2 separate regions of the Mus musculus genome follow, and region 2 is linked to region 1. Evidence: chromatin loops called from intact Hi-C (ENCODE). Cell type or tissue: heart. All regions are shown on one strand. Links, peaks and the distances in the headings refer to the core of each region. The heading gives the core; the rest is flanking DNA.

The links. A loop is a pair of places that touch in the nucleus more often than their neighbours do. Peaks named below come from ENCODE experiments on the same cell type or tissue, not always from the same donor. Only the 100,000 strongest peaks of a DNase experiment are listed, where the experiment ranks them.
Region 2: it touches region 1 in a loop (6-fold over the local background); 1 of 42 quality-filtered maps calls a loop at or near these places.

What each region holds. Positions count from the first base shown.
Region 1 is chr13:56,073,712-56,081,084 of GRCm38, reverse strand. It overlaps Macroh2a1 (macroH2A.1 histone), which reads left to right. Exons shown (of 9, transcript NM_001159513.1): 9 at 6,693-7,373. The coding sequence ends at 6,858. Among named protein-coding and RNA genes, the nearest start is that of Gm31485, 44 kb to the left of the region's middle. In heart, for the core only: no CTCF peak of the experiment used is centred there; no DNase peak of the experiment used is centred there.
Region 2 is chr13:56,610,283-56,617,655 of GRCm38, reverse strand. It overlaps Tgfbi (transforming growth factor, beta induced), which reads right to left. Exons shown (of 17, transcript NM_009369.5): 2 at 3,318-3,416. Among named protein-coding and RNA genes, the nearest start is that of Tgfbi, 4.4 kb to the right of the region's middle. In heart, for the core only: a CTCF peak has its summit at 1,583 (motif pointing left); DNase peaks (open chromatin) are centred at 2,232, 3,875, 5,107 and 5,705; H3K4me3 peaks cover 345 bases; H3K27ac peaks cover 3,273 bases.

The DNA.
Region 1 (7,373 bases), core at 1,114-6,113:
AGCCAGGCCCCCACAGTTCTTCCATATTCTTACTAGATGGCCCGTTAAGCCCCTCTTAAAGCATTCAGCTGCTTCTCTCATCCCGAGCCCCCATTCTGCCAACGAGAAGCCCTGCAGTCAGGCCAATCACAGAAGTGCCCAGTCCATGTATCGACTCTGTCTTAGCTAGAGTTTCTATTGTTGCAAAGAGACTCCATGACCATGGCCTTACCAAGGAAAGCATTTAACTAGAGGCTGGCTTACAGTCAAAGGTTTAGTCCATTATCAGCATCATGGGAAGGGTGGTGGCACGCAGGTGGACATGGTGCTGAGAGGTAGCTGGGAGCTGTACATCTGGACTGGCAGGCAGCAAGAACAGAGTGAGTCACTGGGCCTGGCTTGAACTTCTGAAACCTGAAAGCCCTCCCAATGTGATACTTCCTCCAATAAGGATACGCCTCCCAATAGTGTCACTCTGTATGTGCCTGTGGGGCCCAGTTTTGCTCAAACTATAATAGCCCTCGATCCCTTTTGCTTTTCTTCCCTAGAATGTTTTATCTCGCATCCCATGGCTGTAGGTGAACTTACAAGGTGGGGCTGAATGAATGAGCACTTAGGGCCGGCCCGCCCCAGCTCCAGCTCCTTCCTGCCCGTCATGTACCCTAGGTGTACTTAGGAGATCCACCCTTCAAATCAGAGAATCAGGACAGTGTAGTCCTGCCACTGAGTGCGGATCCAGGTCAGACCTAGCCATAGACCATTCCCTGGGAAGCCCATCATCCCAGTTTGAGGCTTCTGTCCCTCCTTTATCCAAGGCAGAATAGGGTAACGGCATCGAGTAGCTGTCCTATCAGGCAGTCTCTGCCCTGTGGGCTAAAAGCAGCTCTTGCTCAACACTCCCTCCTGTTCTCATAAGAACTGTGAAGGACAGAGCCCATGCTCCCTCTTGGGCTGCACTAAGATCTCACACCTTCAGGCCCCACTGTGGTCAGGTCTCTGGCTGTTGCTGAGTGACCCTGTTTCTCTGGAGCCTTTTGCTGTTCCTGACTGTGATGACAGAGGGAGCCTATCCCTCCCAGGCCAGCAACTGTGGAAGATTCTCACTCTCTCCCCAGTCTACAGTGTTGAACACCAGGGCTTCCTTTGCCAGCGGTCCCTCACTCCCGTGTTGTTCAAATATGTAGTCTTCCTTGGATCTCTGGATGAAAGACCAAAATTAGCCCAAGATGAGCTTGAAGGATTACTGAGCAGACAGGAAAGCTCACACCTGTGCCTACAGCTCACACCTGTGCCTGCTCACACCTGTGCCTACAGCTTACACCTGTGCCTGCAGCTTGCTCACTCATAAACACAGACAATTGAACCTTCCCAGTGCCCTTTTCTTCTGCTATGCAAGTATCTGCAAACACAAGTGTCTGCTCTTGCCACAGAACTTGCCACAGAACTGGATGTGGTATAGGTGCCTGGGCCCCTCCCAAAATAGATTCAAGACCATTCTTTAATAGTGCTTCTGGATCAGAGCTTAAGCAGCCATACTTACTGCTCCTACCTCCCATAGAAGGTCAGGCCTTTGGCACTGTGTTGCCGTGCTGTGTGACCTCTGGTAAATGAATCAGTCTCTCTGTTCTGGGCTGGGCCTTCCCTAATAAGTGAGGCAGGCCGTGGGGTCTGCCCTTCTTCACAGATGGTTCTGAGGCTCGGTTAATTGATGCTTCGGATGCACTTTGATCTGCCCTGATGAAAGATGCTTCTGCAGAGCAGGGCCGTAGAACCTTTATTGGAGGTAATAATTTCACGCTCTTTCATATGGCTATTGGGAAATTCTTAATTGAAGCATAAAAGTCATTCTCATAAAAGAACATCTGTTATTACAAACTTATTTACATTTTTCACGGAGTAAAAGTTTTTAAAAATAATGAGTGGGAAGCTTTTAAAGGGCGGAATGCCAAAGGCAGCAGCACATGTGCGACTCCCCTGGCCACATCTGTCAGGCAGACCTCGTCCCCACAGCCCCGCAGACAGCTGCCCTCCCTCGCTCGCTTGCTTGCTCTCATAGGGAAAGAATGGGATTAGATCAGGCCCACCAGTAAATCACAGGGCTGAAGGGAACGAAGCGGCTTGTCTGTGGCATCCCGTGTCTCTGGCACAGAAGTCGGGGTGGAATGCAAACATGGGGAGGAGCTGGGAGCACTTCCCCCAGAGGAGCTGCTGGTGGCCCCCGGGGAAGGCGGGGGCAGCGCTGGCCTGCTCCTGCTGCCCCAGGCTCTGACTAGAGGCAAGGAGACCCTTCCATGTGATCCTGGCCTTGGTCGCAAGGCTAATACACACCTTGTGCTGTTAGACGCGAGGAAGGGACCCCCTTGGGACAGCATGAGGTGACACACTAGTGTGGGGCTTAGAATAAACCCACCTCAGACTTAGAGCACAGAAAGAAAACAGCTTGTGCTTCTCTAACACCCACCGTGTATGGACATTCACAGAGCCCCGGGTGCCACTAGACATCTCAGCTCCACTGTCACCCAGTACCAAGGAGTGCGCCTTTTCCTTTACTCGCTGTTCAACACTATACCTGCCCTCCACTTAGTTGTCCTGTTACCTTCTCCTTGCTCAACACCCTAAATCTGCTCTCAGCTGAGTTCCATTTCAAATCTCCCATCTGGGGAAGTTTCCAGTGACCGCTCCACTGGGGATCTCACATGGCTGGTGACTATCCCTCCAAAGCATGGCAAAGTTCTCATTCCCATCTCCTGCTTCTCTTTTCCTCGCCTTTGGAAAATTGGTCACTCCTCAGTACTGGATGACTGTTAACTTCAGAGGTCAAATAGCCACATATAGAGGGTTAAGGCTGGCACCGAGGCCACACAGCTCATCCTTGGCTAAGAGGACAAGAGCTTGCTTCCAGGGCCCCAAGCTCTGAAGCTTGTACTGTGGGGCAGGCTGGACCTGCCACATGCTGCATGTGTGTTCTCCGTGCCTAGCATCCCTGCCCACGTGCCCACTGCACTCAGACTTCCCTGGGAAGTGTTATACCTCAGTGTTGTCTGAGCTACTACCAAGGGCAGCACAGCAGCCGCCTGGACCCCAGTGCGGCTTTAGAAGAAGAGGAGAGACCAGAACCCACCCTGAAGGCCTCTGGGCCTGCAGGTGTTTGGAGGGCTGGGAGGGAGAGACTGGTCCCTGATTATTCTGACTGCTAGCTGCGGTAAACAGCCACCACCATCCTCGGGACATTCCTCCTTGAGCTCAGAGCTCTACGCTTCTCTACCAGAAGTAGCCTTCGGAGAGTCAAGCAGCCATTCTAGTGCCACAGAGAATGTGGGAAGATGGTTGAGGCCCGGGGTTACCTGCATGGCACAGAGATCTAATCCTAGCAGAAGTGATGATATAGGAGGTGAGAGCCATGTCCCCACATTACCCAAAGCGCCCCTCTTCTCCCTCCAACACAGCTGCCCAGACTTCTCCATCTCTGGGTCTCCAGCTGGCCTGTTCCTCGCAGTGGCCCTTCCCCTCCCAGAGGTGATGAGGCTTAGCAAGACCTCCATAGGGAACCCCTGAGATCTCTTTGCACTCGCCTAGGAAAGTGGGGCTACATGTGGAGAAAGGGTGTTCCAGACGCAGCAGGACTGACCCAAGGGAAGCTCACATGACTTTAGTGTATGCCAGGTATGGCCCAAGGCTGGTAGAACAGGGGACAGCGCTAAGCAATGGACTTGAGGTGCTGTGAACAAAAGCCACCAGTGAGAGGAGGGGAGTCTGGGAGGGGAGCACAGGTGGATGCAGTGGCATCACCCCCTAATTACAGCATACTTTCAGGAAATTCCTGTCTGCACTTGGGGAACCAGTACACCCTGCACAAGGGTAGCTGGAATCCAAATCTAAACTCCAGAGCAGAAGCCCCAAGCCCCGAGTCTTTGATGTCCACCCAAGTTAGAGAAAACGGCAGAGACCTGGCAAGACAGGAGTGGTGTTCACATGGGAGCCGAGGCAGTGCCTGTACTCAGGAGCCTGTACTGTCTGTACCAGCATCCAGGGCCGCCGCCCTCCAGCACAGCTGGCCGCCGTAGACACTGGGTGGCAGCTCTCTAGCAAGCTGAGACCAGCGTTGCTTACAATGCCGACAATCATTCTGCCCTAGCTGTCTGGGGGTCTGGAGGGTGTAGTCTACCACCTTTAGAATGATTCTGGGAGTCCGAGATGTTCTCTAGTGGGCCTGAGCTGCACTCTGCTGCCTGATACACATCATCCTGTCCCATGTCCGACTTGACACAGAAGCCTGGGGCTTTCGGCTGCCTGGTCTCTCTGTCCTGGGGGGAAGGGCATGTGCTCAGGTCACCCATGGGCTACATGATGGGGTAGCCAAGGCACAGTGTGGCTACAACTGCCCTCACCCTTGGGGAGCAGGGACAGCTGTGGAGTGTCAGCATCCCACGCATCTGCTTTGTCACCTGTACGTCTAACTAGGGCAGCCCATCTTGCTTTCTGCTTTTCCCCAGGGCCTGCTACTTTAGAGCATGGCTCCCACTCACCCAGCAGTGGGCCACAGTAGCAGAAGGATGTGCTGAGGTGGGCACTACCGGTACAAACCTCTCGCCCTCCCTTTCCCCACTCTCTGTACTCTGAGAGTCTAGATTACCGAGTCCTGCCCCACTGCCTACACATAGAGCATCGTTCCCAGCCAGAATGGCTGAAGGCCTGAGGGGCAGAAGTTCCAGGTCTGGAGTGCAAGACAGGCTATGCATGATGTCAGCACCAATCTCAGGTTCAGAGTTAGATCACAGGAGCCCTCCCTCAGCACCAATTACATACCCCTTTCCAGGGCCACAGCTGAACCGGCTACAAGTGACCCGCTCACTTGATGCTCTTAGGAAACTTAGGGGAATAGGCCGGGGCAACATGATCATCACATCACACACTTGGTGTGTGCCAGGCAGAGGGCAAGCACACCAGCTGGCTGATTACACAGGAGCACACAGCTGTGACCCTTTGGCTACTGGGAATTGCCGGAGGCCTTCCTCAGCTTGGCTCACCAGAACAGGTGTGAAGTGAGGCGGGCGGGCCTTTGGCAGCTGAGCCTGGCACCGGTGGACGAAGGGCCACACCTCCCCTTGCAGAGAACAGCTCCTTGCACTTCTCAGAGCCCATCTATTTATCCAGGTTATGCCTGCAGACTGAGGTCTGCCTCTCTGTTCCCTGGGCCTGAGAGCAGGCTCCAGCAGGATACACACAGCTGGCTATGGGCTGCACCACTGGAATGCACTCTGAGCAACAGATTGAGCATACCTCCTCCAGCAGTTCCCACCCAGCCTACTGTGCCAGCTGCCTGGTGTCCCGCGGTACCCTGACTTCTGTCATCATGTCCCTGATGTCCTCCAGCTTAGATGTCACCAGTCCCATTCTGGGAAGTCAACCAGACTGTCTGGAACTCCAAGCAGAGCTGTGTGTAGAGGGGTCCTGAGCCTGTATCACACCCCCACGGTGGCCCTCTAAGAATGCTCAGTGTTCCCGAAGCACGTAGGACTGCCCTGGTCCCGGGTCTCCCAGGTGAAAGCAGGGTCACGTGAGCTTTTCTTCTGTGGCCATGTGACGCCTTGAGCACCGGCAGCTGTGGAGAACGTGGCTCCCCGGGTGGGTCCGTGTCACGGGCACAGTGCAGAAAACCGGGGGTGCTGTGACCACATTGTCATCCCATAGAAGACCAGCCAGAATGGCAGGCAGGCGAAGGACCTCAGACTGCAGTGAGTGAGCAGAGGCATAGCTCTGAAAGGTGCTCCGAGCATAGCTTCCTTCCTGTAAGTGCGCGTGCAGCATTGAACCAGGAGCTGGCTCGGGCACACACGGACCCATCCGTGCTGAGCTCCCTCCCAGGTCATGAGTTCACATTCTGGGCCCCTTGTGACATTGATTGTCACACATCAGTGGCAGGATACTGACTCGGAGACTTCAGTGATAACCCGAAGTCAAGGTTATCCATACATGCCCCAGAACTCTGCTCTGCACCACAGCGGCTTCCCTGCCCTTTGCTGTGACACCAGCTGATGCAGTTTAGAGACGGGTCTCTGGACCCATGTTCACAGATGGCCTGGGTACTGCCTGTCCCCCATCTTGGTTCTGTCTGGATGATCTACAGTGGCCGTACTTTTGGTTTAGAATGAGTTGAGTTTGTTAGGCATGCAGTAAGCAGATAAGAGCACAGCAAGCGGCAGAGAGACCAGGTTGTGTTACGCTGACAACATCCAGCAGAAACAAACTCTAGAAGCCTAATGGAGAGAGAGAGCATGCATGAGCAAATGCAAACGGACTCGTAGAACTCAAAGCAGTCAGCAGTGACCTGCTGAGGGAGCCCACCAAGCAGTGCGGCTGTAGCACCGAGTTCTGAGCATCGCCCAGGCATGAGCTTGGCTTCTCGTCCTCACAGCAGACATTTTTATACTGCAGAATAGCAGGAACCTTGCTGGCTGGCTGCTCCTTCCCCTCGTGTCAGAGCCAGTCTGCCTCAGGACAAGGAGGCGAGGAGACCTGGGATAAGGAAGGTCACATTGTAGAGTTCAGTTCCCAAGTGCCAACAGCACACGGCAGTTCTCTAATACAACTTAACCCCGCGCGGACTTTCTTCATGCCCATGTGAGCCCAGTGTGAGGACCCCGCAGGGGAGGCCTGAGGTGGGCTCTCACCATAGACGCCCCGAGTGCTGACCACTATGCTCTCTCCTACAGGAACGGGTTCCCGAAGCAGACAGCGGCCCAGCTCATTCTGAAGGCCATCTCCAGCTACTTTGTCTCCACGATGTCCTCCTCCATCAAAACTGTGTACTTCATGCTTTTTGACAGTGAGAGCATAGGTATCTATGTGCAGGAAATGGCCAAGCTGGACGCCAACTAGGCCAGTGATCCCTAGAGCCAGCACATGCGGTGTCCCCCACCTCCAACTGGAAAGAAAGAAAAAAAAAAGAGAGAAAAAAAAATCCCCTCGCCTGGGACTCCTGTCCTCCTCAGTCCCGCTCACCTAGGGAAAATAAGGTTTTGGTTTCCGGTTTGATTGGTTTTTTTTTTTTTGGCCTTCTACAATGTTTTCTGTTAGCACTGATAGCCGGCATCGTCCTTGTTAAGCACTGCTTTCCAGACCGTGTCTGACTTAGTCAACCTAGAGGATTTTATAGTTTCACTCTAATGAAGTCCTGATTAACACAGAGCAGCGGAGCAGCGGTCCCTCCCCTGAGTGGCAGCAGCAGGAAGCCCCGTTTGTAATGTGCGTTGCGCTGCTTTACCGTACACCCAGTGGCATTCTTTTTACTATAACGGTTTTCCCCCCTCTCAGAAGAGAAATCTTAAAATTTGCAACAGACCTCCTAACTTTTGTTTACTTTTTTTGTCTTAACGATAGATTTGAAAATGAAA
Region 2 (7,373 bases), core at 1,043-6,042, 540 kb before region 1:
ACAGTGTGGGCTGCTGTCTGTCACCTACAAGTCTCTTTAGCTGTTGTGTTGCTAGGGTGCTCTACAGCTCTCAAGTAAAAACTGAGGTGACTTTCTAAGTCACAGAATTCACTCAACCACCCAACAGGGCTCCTCTACCAACCATGTCCTACAAGCCACAAAACAGGGTTCCTTTGCCAACCATGTCCTGCAAACCATCAAACAGAGGTCCTCTGCCAACTATGTCCTGCAAGCCACCAACCAGGGCTCCTCTGCCAACCATGTCCTACAAGCCACCAACCAGGGCTCCTCTGCCAACCATGTCCTATAAGCCACCAACCAGGGCTCCTCTGCCAACCATGTCCTGCAGGCCACCAGCCAGGGCTTCTCGGCCAACCATGTCCTGCAGTAAGTCAGCACAACACAGTTTGATGCTTTGACACAGAGTTCTCAGATTCTTCTCTCCCTGAAAACGCAGACAGCTACTGTCGGAAGACCCAGTGGCATGCTGAGTGTGACATAGGTCTTTTGCCATCTCTCTAGTGACCTCACAGGACATGATCTTTACCTCCACGCTTGGTGTTCATCACCTATTTTTCCAGATCAAAATTTCCTTCTGGCCTCAGGGCCCTTGAGAGACTCCCCCCGCCCCCCTCTCATCCCAGTGCACGCTTCCGAAGCAGCTCCCCTGACATCTCCCTGAGAAAATGCCAGTGCCCGTGCTGGCTTGTCAAGACGGTCTTCTGCTCCAGCCACCACAAGTCTAGCCTCAGTCTTCATCCAACAAGGCACCACTAAGGACCCAGTCTCCGGGGATAACATTAATTCCAGCCAGTATGGCCCCCTACCTAGCACTTTATTATGGTCAGAAGGTAGCAACCTTGGAGACCTCTCCCCTATGCAGACCGCTATCCTGTGAAGCTCTTAGCCCTTAAGGACAACAGAGATGAGTTCCATCTCTTTTCTTTTCCCCTCTCTTTGTCCTCTGGGACTCTTCCAAGTCAGCTCCACCTTCCTGAGGCCAAGGCCGCACAGGATGTTCCAGCGGGGATCATAAAGGTTTTTTTTTTTTTCTATCGGCTCGAGTTTTCTTCTGCTTACTTCCTCTTTTTTTTTTTTTTTTTTTTTTTTGAGGTTTGCCAAAGCAGCCGCTACATTCATGAGTTGGATGTGAGTGTCTTTTCCTCTTAGCTTTGTGAGCTAGGTCAAAGTCTGGATGGCCTTAACCTTGACTGACCCCACTACAAACAGCATTCTCCCACCCACGACCTCATAGATCTTCCTCTTCCTGGAGATGGTGGTGCACCTCCCCCCACCCCCACCCCTCCTACCCCCCTACTCAGTGGGATGGGAGGGCTGCTCTGCTACCTCACTGTGCTCACACCCTGCGGCTGGCACGTTCCTCAACCCGGCACGTTCCTCAACCCCGCACCCGGAGAAGAGATGCAGTTAGGAGGAGTCAATAAGCCAACGCAACTCACTATCAGCATCCTGTGTATGGGACCTCTCAAGAAACGCCATCAAGTCACCATAGAGTTCCTCAGTCAAACTCTGTGACACTGGACCATCTGAAACAGGATGGCAGATGCCACCCTGTGGTCAGCTTGCTCATAGAAGCTCTGTAAAACCTGAGGCTCTGACATGAAGCTCTGCTGCTTGGCACAGCACACTGGGCATCTTCCAAGAAGCAATTACATGGGGCCCGACCTGACTTCGTGTTTAATTAAGCAATTCGTGTTTGAGTAGATTATGTATGCCTATGAGTATATCCATCAGTACTGGGAGGTGTTGGTTTTTAAAACTCAGCGCCCAGCAAGAATGTTCTATGTAGAATTTGCATAATCTCTTTTTTGTTCTAAACAGCAAAACTTTCCGCTGAGCATCTGATCACTGAACCTGGGAGGTATCCCTGCTCACACCACTCTTAGAGGCTGGGCTGTCCAGTGGGTGGGAGCCACTGTCATGACTGTGCAAAGACTCCCAGAGAGCTGCAGGCCTCACTCCTGTCCTGCTCTATGAGACCAGGATCAATAACTACCTAATAATCGGAGCCACACATGGTGCGTTCATTTCCACGGGTATGTTCAGGGAACAGTGTTTTCCTTCTCTCAGTGGGAGACGGTTGCTTGAAGGCATGAGGAACACAATTGTAAAAATCTCTCACGCTGGGATAAGTTCAGGGGACTCTTCCCATTTTTCAGAAAAGAGGAACGTCAGGCCCCCCACAAGTGGCTCAGGGGGGTTGCCTGGCACAACTTCCCTTGTGTAGATCTGAGACCTGTTGATTGGCAGTGCGGAAAGCCGATTAGGTTTCCCAGAGTTCGGTTAGAACATGCATTCAACTGCTTCCACCAGGGAGCCAGGCCGTGAAGGCAGAGGCCACCTCCCTCCACAAAGAGAGGTACCCACAAGGCCTACTGTGAGCACCAGGCTCCATGGGTGTGCCCGTGCTTCTGTATGTGTGGTCTACATGTGATATTCTGGGGTTGTAGTTAGAATGCACAGGCACCATTGTCTTCTCATGAATATTACTCAATCCACTCCTCATTAGGGTAGCAGGTCCTCCTGCTGTGCCCATTTTGCACACAAAGCAACTGAGGCTACAAAAAAAAATGGACCATCCTCCAAGTAAGTGGCAGAGCCAGAGTCTGAGCTGGAGTCTGAGCGAGCCCATGTCTTACTTTGTTATACTGCTTCCTGGTGTGCACATTCCTAGGCACCAAGACTTTCTGAAGTGTTTACTTTGGCTTGCTGAGCAAGGGTCGCCTTTGGGATAAGTTCGCCAAGAGCCTTTCATTCCCAGAATGCTCCTCTGAACAGTTCTGTCATTTGGTGAGAGAAACACACATGCACACATGCCATGCACACACACACACACACACACACACACACACACACACACACACACACTCAACACAGCACGCTTCCTGCAACCCTGAAACCGCCTTGATCAGTGTTACCAAGTCTCGTCAGCAGCCCTAAAAATCTAAAACAAAGTCAAACAGCTTCTCAAAATGCCACACCCCACACATTCCCTGACATGTCTGTCCTTGTGTCCTCATCTCCTTAGTCAGCCTGACCTGTGCTAGAGCTGGCCAGCCCAGGGCACCATTGGCTGACTCACTTACACACACACACACACACACACACACACACACACACACTCACACACACACTCACACACACACTCACAGTGTGTGACCTCCTTGACAGCTCTCTTTCACACACACAGTATGGCTCCTTGGCAGCTGGCTCACACACACACACACACACACACACACACACACACACACACCTTTCTTGGTGGATGGAGGTCTTTGGTAGCTACAGATACTCACGTCGACTTGCCGCAGATCTTCCTCTGGTACCACTGCTTGCAGTTGGTGAAGTATTTCTTGTTGGTGCCAATGACCTTCTGCACAGCACATACATTGGGGCTGGAAACAAAGGTGACAGTGTTAGTGAGATGACCAGCAGTCAGTCCACACTGAGGTCTAGAGAAAGGAGAGACGGCCATTTTGGTGGTTTGGGGTAAATTCTGGCAGGGTCTTTGGACACCCTCCCCATAAAGTCTTCCCTTCAAGTAAATTCCTCATGTCTGTCTTACACGCTTCTCTGGCACGGGCAAATAATAAGTGTAAGTGAAAAGATCTTAAAAGTTTAGGTACGGGTTATGGGCTAAGAAAAGGAGTAAAATCCAAGCGACGCTGCTGAGACCTGCCAGCTCCCTATCTGTGCCTGCTCTGAGCAGACTTGGCATCTCAGTGTGTGCCAGAGGTCCTGTTGTCAGGAGGGGAGGGCTGCCAGCACTTCGCAGCCAGCTCCACAGACATGCTCTGCGTGTCTAGACCAGCTGCTTGGCTCCTGGGACAACACACTGGGAGGATCCACCCTGCAAACTAGGGTGCATGGCCAGCTGCTGTCAGGACTGACAGGGAGTGCCCTCCTACTTAACTCTCCATGGCTCATTGCTCAGAGCTGCCCCCCACTTCCTCCAGGACGTTTCCTTCCTTATTCTAAGCTGGGGTGCAGGCCTTACTTTGTGCTGGGCACCCAAAAGTTTCTATGACTAATCTGTAATGGATGTCCCTCTCTCCAGCTACCCTCAGGAATCATAAAGATAAGAGTTCCCGGTCCAGATAGAGTCGGGCAGAAATAGGCTCATTAGAAACGGTTGATAACAATTTAGTTTAAAAATATCTCCAATAAGTCCGGAAAAGCAGAAGCAAACACCCTGGGTTTCTGCTGAGGAGGCTTTTCTGGAGTTGGAGAGCACTGTTTGCATTTTCTTCTACTGAGCAACCAGTGTGGTGCTCAGGCCAGGTGAAGGTGGGTACTTCTTTGGAGCTCCTGGGCAAAGGGAGCTGCCATGCTGGGTGATGACAAAGGGGAGGGAGGCTCTTCCTGAGCAGACAGCAGGGCAGGCTTCGTAAGTCAGAAAAGTAAAGACAACAGATTCAGTTTTCATGAGATGTCCGTGTTCACGCAGCTTCAGGCCCATTCAGAGGTGGGCACGATTTCTTCAATAGCAATTTCCAACACTTTAAAGATGCAATGCAGAGAGGCAGGAGGACGGCTCTGAGTTCAAGGCTTACCTGGGCTACACAGCGAGTTGAAGTCTCTCTGGACTAGCTAGTTAACAAACTAAACTAACTGTGGTCCATAGAATTCTATGAGGAGCATGGGGTCTGGGGCAGGGGATCTGTGGCTACCCCCTCATCGTTTGGGCAGTGTCCATAGCTGGATGCTTGATTGGGTGGTTGTTCCTTCTGACCCTCTATCTCTCCCCCACTTCCTTTCTATACGAAGCATACGTCTGTTTTCTGTTGTTGTTTAATAGACAAGAGTGAGCAGAGCAGTCGTGATATTAGTAAAGTCATCTTGACAGAAGACAACTGGTTAAAGGCTGGATCAGCCCACCTTAGGTGGGTCTCTCCAGGTACTTAGAGGCTCTGCAGCCAGAGATCCACACGTTTCACTCAAGGTCCTCGAATAACCCCCAGAGAGCTCCCACGGGCCACGCTCCAGCCCCCAATCATCCTCACTGCTGTACAATCCCAGAAGTTCTCCTGTCCAACTGAGCGAGCAGGAAGTAATTACTGTGGCTGAATTCCCTGCAGCTCTCCATGGGCGGCCGGCGGCTCTTCAGCGAGTCTCTGTGGATTTGGCTCCAGCATTCCTCGACTGTGTAGAGTTTCCACTGCTCCTGCCCCTGTGACAGGAGCAGAAGCTGGGGGTGGAGGTAAGCTGAGTCCACAGGAAATCTGTGCTGAAATGTGCTCAAAATGAGCAGGTCATTCCTGGGCTTCTGCCCCAAGACAACTCTGCTGGTCCACTTGCATCTGAAAACCAAGTACTTCTGGAAGTTCCATCCAGTTTCTCTCAATGCCATTCAAAAGCGTGGCCAGCTTTCACTTGCTTTGTGTTGGTGCTCCCCACTCCCATTGTTACACAGACACAGCTGGGAGCCAACAGACCACCCAGCAACCCCTCTGCTCCTACCAGCTTTCTGTGTTTGCCTCCTAAGCATCAGTTTCACCTTCTGTAAAATAGGAATTTTGCAGTGGCTGGGGGCAGGGGCATGAGGAGGCAAAGGCAGCGGGGCCATGAATGACTGTGCACTACTGCCCAGTGGCTAGGTACAGAGTCCTTCCCCTCTCTCACGGGACACCCTGCACTTCCCCAAACTTCCCTTTTCTCCAGCTCTCACTTTGAATCAAGGGCTGGAGCTGGAACAAGGTTATCCATCTGCACAAGGTACCACACCCATGTGTGCAAGGCCAGGCAGTCCCGTGGTTTTTCAGGGACAGTTAGGTCAGAGTAAATGCAACTATGTAACAATGCCTGTAACCATTTGCCACTGCTTGTGTGCCTCTGGGGAATCCAGATTCCCCTTAGAGAAGGGTGCTGCTGTGGTCTTTCTCATATTTATTTTGAGATGGGATCTCCTTTTGAATTGCCCGCCTCTTTTTCCAGCCTCAGGAGTAGATGGGATGGAAGGTATGCATCCTCCCGCTCAGCACATCATCTCTTGATCCATCAGCCTATTGTAGATTACTTGCTACAAGTTTTCCAGCTCAGGGCAAGAACCTCAGAGAAGTGAATCGAAATCATTCGCTCATTTTGTGTTTGTTGGAAGCACATGCCACAGTGAGCTTCCCACAACATTTGGAAGGCTGGTTCACTTATTCCATGTGGGTCATCAGGCTTGGCAGCCCGGACCTTAGCTGAGCCACCTCACTGGTCCACATCTGAAGTTTCTTAAAGCACTGGTTTTCCTGACAGTGTCCTGGGCTCTGAAGGGAAGGAGGCTGGCCTCAGAGATAGATCTTACACGATATCTCTAGAGACCTTTCACTGTGGCTGTTGACATTGCAGCTCTGGGTTACGACACTGCAGGGTGACCTGTGGTGATCTTAGTGGTTAGGAGGAAGGAGGGAACAGAACTGAATGCAACATTCAAGAAAGGCAGTGGGACCCAAAGGTGAACCGGGCAGGGATGAGAGATGCTCTGGCTTTCCATGTTTGGCTCTGAGGCTTCAAATCTGCATTTTTCCTATCTGCCCTCTCAATCCTTCATACCCACAGCCTAAGTTAAAATATGACCCAAGGACCTTTTCCACTGCCTGTCTCCTTTCAGGAGGCCGTGAAGCCTGGCTTGGTTCTGTTCTGCCTGTGGCCAGTCCCGCACCCAGCAACTTGTTTTGCCCCAAGCACTGAACATCTGGGGGGGCTACAAGAGACTGGAAAGCCACATGCAGAAGAAAGGTAACTTCTCCCTAAAATTCGCATCCTTTACTCGAGTCCAGAGTCTACCCAGTTGCTGGAGGCTGAAGCTGTGTCTGGGTCTAAAAAGACAACCGCCACTGGCCACATGGTTTGTTTTTCCTTTAGATCTGAATATAGATCTGTGTAGTCTGTTGGAGAGTTGGGAATAGCCTGGGGTGCGAATGCCTGATCATGGGCACCAGGCCTCCCCGGAAGTCAGTACTCTACTTTTCCCATAGAGTTTTCCTCTAGTATAAATGATGTTCATACACCCAGGTAGTCTGGACATGCAACAAAGCTGGGCTCTGTTTGGAGCAGGCATGACCTGGTTGTGTGTAGAAATACCATGCCAGGCTCTTCATCAGGGCAAAGCCTTGGCCAGAGTGCGTCTCCGAAAACTTACACATCTGCAACATCTCAGAGAAATACCTGAAGCACCAATGTCCCACGTTTACAAAGCTGCCTGTCGCTTTAAGACAGATGCCAGTCCTGACTCCAGGACATACTGCAGGGCAAAATGGTTCCTTCTCAGGACTCGGTTTCCCAATCTGTCTAGCATGTATAAAGGGTGGTGAAGCCTCCTGCTCTACATCTTTGGCCAGCAAGCACTGTTGGTGTTGAGTGTT